Regions from separate parts of the Mus musculus genome. Here region 1 is linked to region 2. A link is a contact called in ENCODE Hi-C or POLR2A ChIA-PET data. All regions are on one chromosome and are shown on one strand. The core of a region is the stretch at or near the end of the contact, and the rest is flanking DNA. Distances in the headings are between cores, read along the strand shown.

Region 1 (2,764 bases), core at 250-2,749, 59 kb before region 2:
GAGTCTTCATAGCCTTGCTGAAAAAGACACAGAACAAACCTTTAGTGGGAGGAAAACAGCCGTTAATGGAGCTTTTATGGGCCTACTTCTTCCATTTAAACCGTCCGCTAATGGAATTCTCCGGACATCCTTATTATTTATTGAAGACCCACTTTATCACTCCCTGTGATCAACGGTAAGAACAGCAAATCCCTCAAAGCTCCTCCATTCTCCCCCTAATTCTTCACGCTGTCATACTCAAAGGGAGGCAGGGGAAGGCCAAACCAGCAAAAGTCTGTTACACTGCTATGAATTTAATAGGACTCACAGGAGGGGAGTTTCAACAATTTCTAACCCCTATCACCGCAAACATAAGACAATATCAGGTAAACCGAATGGGACATCACACTGAGTGTGGCCAGTGCTCAATCCCACTGGATGTCTCTCTCCTCTTCAGGAAGAATACTCCAGTTTGGGGAGGCCACGTTTCGGGCCAGCCAGTTGAAATCATCAACCTGGTCCCAGTTATTTTTGCTCCTATCTAAACCGGAGTCCTGGAAGTCCTTGTCGATCCCCGGGTAGCTCCAGGTGTAAGGGGCAAACTGGATGCCGCTGCAGTCCTCCACGATAGCCCTGCTGGTCACTTGCAAGAAGACGCGCGTGTCTTTGGTAGTGTGCACACGGAGCTGCTGGCAAGCCACAGCCAGGACGCAATCTCGACAATCCTCCAGAAACACAGAGGTGGTCACTGGGCCGCAGAGCACCTTGCAGCCGCGGGCCTTCGCAAGCCGCAAGGTGTTGGGATTGCCACACAGTTTGACAGTGCAGTTGGTCAGGTCGCTCAAAAGGACGTCGCGCTGGTGCAGCTCTTCAGCTCTCTTCTCCAGGTCTTGGGACTCCAGGTTGGAGAAGCCACAGGCCCAGCTGGCCCCGGGAGCTCCCTCCTCCTCCTTGGTCACCGGTGGAGAAGGGGCCGCCGAGGCGACGGGTGCGGCGTCTACCTGGGCGGTCCCCGCAGCATCCTTCTTCCGTGCCTTGAAGGCGAAGCGCTTCTTGGGCTGCAACTCCTGGCGACGTTCCGTTAGGACAGCCTGCAGCTGCGCCAACGCCGCCTGGCCCTGCCGCAGGTCGTAGGCGGCGAGGAAGAGCACCGAGTCGTTCAGGAGCTTCCGCAGGCCCTGGAGCCGGTTGGCCGCCTCTTCCAGCCGCTCCGCCGACGCCTCGCCCCGCAGCAGCTCCTCGACCGCTGCGCGCTCCCGGGCGAAGGCGGCGGCGAAGAAGCCGCTCTTCTCCTCCTCCACCTCCTGGTCCTGCCGCTTCTGCTTGCGTCTCTCCACCTCTATCTGCCTCTCCTGTTCGCGCCTCTGAAGTCGCTCGGGCACCAGGCTCAGGTCCCGCGGGGAGCCAGCGGCAGCGTCGGCCAGAGCCATGGAGCAGTCCACACCCTCCATCTTGACTCCAGGCTTCCTCCCCCGCCGCCTTGCCTCCGAGCGCTCGCTCTCCGCGCGAGGCCTCCCACCAACGCGCGCTGTGATTGGCCAGCTGCGGTGACGTCAGCTCCCTCCATATTCTCCTCGCCTATTGGTTTCTTCGCGTTGGAGGGGCGGGAAGGAGGGCGGGGCCGGCTGACAGGAGGGGGTGGGGAGACAAAGGTCCTGGTGGATGGGTGGGGTGGGAGGCAGTCGGGTGAAGCTTTTTTTTTTTTTTTTTTTTTCTTCTTAAAGGGGCAGGACTTATATCCGGGATTGTGGGGTGAGTTGCAGCAGCGGCAGCTGCACATGTGGGTTTGTTTATAAGAACAAGGTTAGAAACTCGCAGGCCTCCCCCTCCCCCCAGCTCCTCCCTGCTACCCCCTTACAGGCCGGAGATCTGCTGCAGGGTGGTGGGGAGGAATCTGTGCTTGTGGTGTTGTGGGGGACAGGTAGTGCGAGAAAGATGGAGGGGGGGGTTATTGCACCTCCCGGACCGCGTCGGAGGAAGCTGCAGCTGGAACAGCTGGCCAGGGAACCGCTTGCATGCCTCTGGGTTTTTTTCTTTCTTTCTCTCTCTCTCTTTTTTTTTCCCTTTCCCTTTTCCCTTCCATCACCTCTTTGCTCAGCCGGTCCCTGCCGCCCCGGTAACCCTCATCCTTCCTGCCCTCCCCCATCCACTGCAGCTCGGCGCGGCCTGGGGGCGTCTGGGTCCCCGTGGGCAGTTACTGGGGCGGGAAGAAAGCGCAAATCACCGCTATGGGAAAGACTGGGTTCCTCGCTGGAGCGGGCTCCGGGGTTCCTGGGGGAGTCTAAAAACAGATTATTTTTTTTAATGGCCAATTGCTGCAGTCGGAGGGGGGGCGGGGGAGGATGACATGCCACCCCCACCGTCTTGCTCCCTGACGCGGTGGCAGCCACTCCCTGCGCAGCTGGCAACCGCTGGCCGCGCGGGGCTAAGACCCTCAGCCGGAGCGCCTCGCTTCTCCCTATAGGGCCGGCGGTCTTTAGGAAGGCGATGGGGAAACGGTACATTATTTCTAGAGGTGGTGGGAGGGATTTGTCACCGGAAGTGAACGAGCCTAGCCTAAAGTCCAGACCAACCCGAGGTGCGAGTGGGCAGCCAAGACCGTGCAGTCCCTGGCAGAAGCCCAAGGCGGCGGCCGCCGAGGACTCGGGTGGCATCCTCGCGTGCTGCCTTCAGCCACCGTGCCTTCTGGACTCGGTGGCCCATACAGTTCTCGGTTTCAGCCCCATCTCCGCCCTTGTTGCCAACCTCCATTTTTGTTCTTTTAATTGGGATTTTTTTAACTGCC
Region 2 (2,825 bases), core at 305-2,804:
GGCTGAAAATACAGATGTCACCTCGTCACCATGCCTGGCTTGTGTAACAAATCCAGCATACCCAGTTGATGATAGTTTTCCTGTTTCCTTCCCAGTCTTGTTTTCAAAAGTCATGTGTGCAGGAACATTGGTGCCAATGTGACCTCAAATGACTCCTGCCTGGGTCCTAAAGAGCCCATTTCTCATGGCTGGCTGCTCTTAGCTTCAGTAGCCAACAGCTTCTGCTTCATGTATCCCACTCTCCTTCCTTCTCCCTCACCCATCCTCTCTCCCCACCCTGCACTCTGCTCAGTGGATTATAATCAGCCCAGTCACTCCGCAACCCTTCGAATCCAGCCACCTACAGGAGGGTCCCACATCAGGAAACTTACCCTTCCACATTCTTCTAGAGTAGAGAAAGTGTCCTTCCCCGTGGCAGGAGGGAATACCACAGCTGTTAGGCCTTATGATTGGTTTGGAGGAACTAATGGGAGAAGGAAGTTTGAACAGAGAAAAATCTCTCCTTAAGACTCACCCTTCCCTCTGCCTTTTCTGGGTATGCCCCTCCTCTGGGCATCTCTTCAGGATTTCATTCCTGCGTCCAACTGCCGTTCACAACTGCCCTTTCCAACTGCTCCAGAACTCTTGGCCCTGGTGTTCTGTGATGTAAATTATTCCACGCATGGCTTGAAATGGGTGAGAAGCAGGGTTGCCAGGTGTCGGGTCACTAGTGTAAGTTGACTGGCTCTCGGGGGAGAACCACGGCTGGAATTTGTTCAGTTGTTACAGTCTGGGCCAGAGCTGTGCTGGCCATGCTTGTGGCTGCTGCAGGCAGAGAGAGGGAGCTCCGAGCTGCAGTGGGGAGAACTTGGGCTGCAGTTTCTACTTTAAACATTCCTGGTCCAGCTATGGACTATTCGGCATTGAACTTGGACAGTATTTCTGCACTGGGAAGCACCCAAGGCCCACGACCAGAGCCTGTATGGCTTGCACCACAGGGCCTCCTGGTCTGTCTCCAAATGTGGGGAGAACCCGCATTCTGCCTTCCCAAAGATCACCAAAATACGTTGAGAAGTCGGAGTTGCTCTCAGTGTTTAGACGCATCCGGTCACAACCCTGAAGGACTTCAGAATCTGAGAGCTTTCCTAAAGCAAAATTTTGTCTCTGCCCTTACTCATTCTACGTTTGATGGCATAAGTCCTCCTTCATGGTCTCTCTCGGGAATCTGCATGTGGCCGGTGGCTGCAGCTATCTTAGATGTGTCTAAACTCTTTGGACCTCTATGTTGAAACTGATTTATAGGAGAAACAATTTAAGTCAAAAATGTATTCAAGTAACTGTTAATTTCACATATTTCTACCTTTTTGTTGTTGTTGTTGTTTTTCGAGACAGGGTTTCTCTGTGTAGCCCTGGCTGTCCTGGAACTCACTTTGTAGACCAGGCTGGCCTCAAACTCAGAAATCCGCCTGCCTCTGCCTCTGCCTCCCGAGTGCTGGGATTAAAGGCGTGCGCCACTACGCCTGGCACCTTTTGTTTTTGTTTTTGTTTTTGTTTTTGTTTTTTGTTTTTGACATGGGGTCTCATGTAGCCCAGGCTGGCCTCAACCTTGTCATGTAGGCAAGGGTAGCCTTCACCTCCTGATCCTCCTGTCTCTGCCTTCCAACTCCTGGGATCAAGGTGTTTGCCAGTGTGTCTGGCTTGCTTGGCTATTTGTTTATTTACTTATGAGCTGCGGTCTTGCTATTGTCCAGGCTGACCTTGAACTCTTGGACTCAAGTTCCCTTCCTTACTGAGTCCTACCTGAGTGGCCAGGACTACTGGCAAATGACACTGTGCCCACCAGCCACAACATTTTTCCCATGGTAGGCTTGATAGGTGACTAGGGAAAGCTCCCGTGCTGACAGTTGTGTGGAGGCTCAGCGTGCTCCACTGCATCCATATTGCTGGCCGCCCTGCTCCGACTCACTGCCTCCCTCCCTCTCTCCTTGCAGTTGTCATGGATGATGACGATGACTCCTGTCTCCTCGATCTTATTGGGTAAGATGCTCCTGTGGGGCCCAGGGTGGACCGCTCGTGTGAGGTGTGAGGAGTAGAAAGAGCTCTGTAGCTATCTTAAGCTCCTGGCCTTTTAAAATAAAAAATAATACTTTACCATGGTTACAGCAATAACTAGCACAGAGAGTTTGTGTGTTTGTTTGTTTGTACTAAGATTTTGTTATACCAGGCAGTGGTGGCACACACCTTTAATCCCAGCACTTGGGAGGCAGAGGCAGAGGCAGGCAGATTTCTGAGTTTGAGGCCAGCCTGGTCTACAGAGTGAGTTCCAGGACAGCCAGGGCTACACAGAGAAACCCTGTCTCAGAAAACAAAAATAAATAAATAAACAAATAAATAAGATTTTATTTATTTTATGTATAAAGTACACTGTCATTGTCTTCAGAAGAGGGCATCAGATCACATACAGATGGTTGTGAGCCACCATGTGGTTGCTGGGATTTGAACTCAGGACATCAGGAAGAGCAGTCAGTGCTCTTAACTGCCACAGAAAGGTAGTTTTACACACAGGTCATAACTCAGCAACCCATTCCTTTTGGTTTTACTTGTTATTTTTTTTAGTAAGTCTGGGGATGGCAGGCCAGGGTGTTGCTTAGTTTTATTTTTAGCTCACCAAGCAAGGGCAAGGTCCAAGTTCACCCCCCAGGACTGAAGCAGTAGGCGCTTCCCAGAGACAGAAGTGTAGAAAATGGTTTAAAATGGAGAGATTTCACTGGAGCTAGTGTTTCGTTTCTTTTTGCCTTATATAACTATCAGCAGCTATTTACGTAGAAGTAGCAGTACTTACTTGT

The links. Hi-C counts contacts between places; a loop is a spot of excess contacts on that map. ChIA-PET counts read pairs that join two places held with the same protein, here RNA polymerase II (POLR2A).
Region 1: POLR2A ChIA-PET joins it to region 2 with 12 read pairs in Patski. The contact joins the promoter of Tbcc here to the promoter of Bicral in region 2. A Hi-C loop is called at or near these places in 2 of 37 maps with a recorded cell type or tissue (T-helper 17 cell and gastrocnemius). POLR2A ChIA-PET finds 5 or more read pairs at or near these places in 4 of 5 experiments (Patski and embryonic stem cell).

What each region holds. Positions count from the first base shown.
Region 1 is chr17:46,889,356-46,892,119 of GRCm38, reverse strand. It overlaps Tbcc (tubulin-specific chaperone C), which reads right to left and starts at 1,499. Exons shown (of 1, transcript NM_178385.3): 1 at 1-1,499. The coding sequence starts at 1,430. The coding sequence ends at 405. It also overlaps a transcript of Bicral not described here.
Region 2 is chr17:46,830,142-46,832,966 of GRCm38, reverse strand. Bicral (BRD4 interacting chromatin remodeling complex associated protein like) reads left to right here and starts at 1,554. Exons shown (of 11, transcript NM_001100452.1): 1 at 1,554-2,016. The coding sequence starts at 1,976.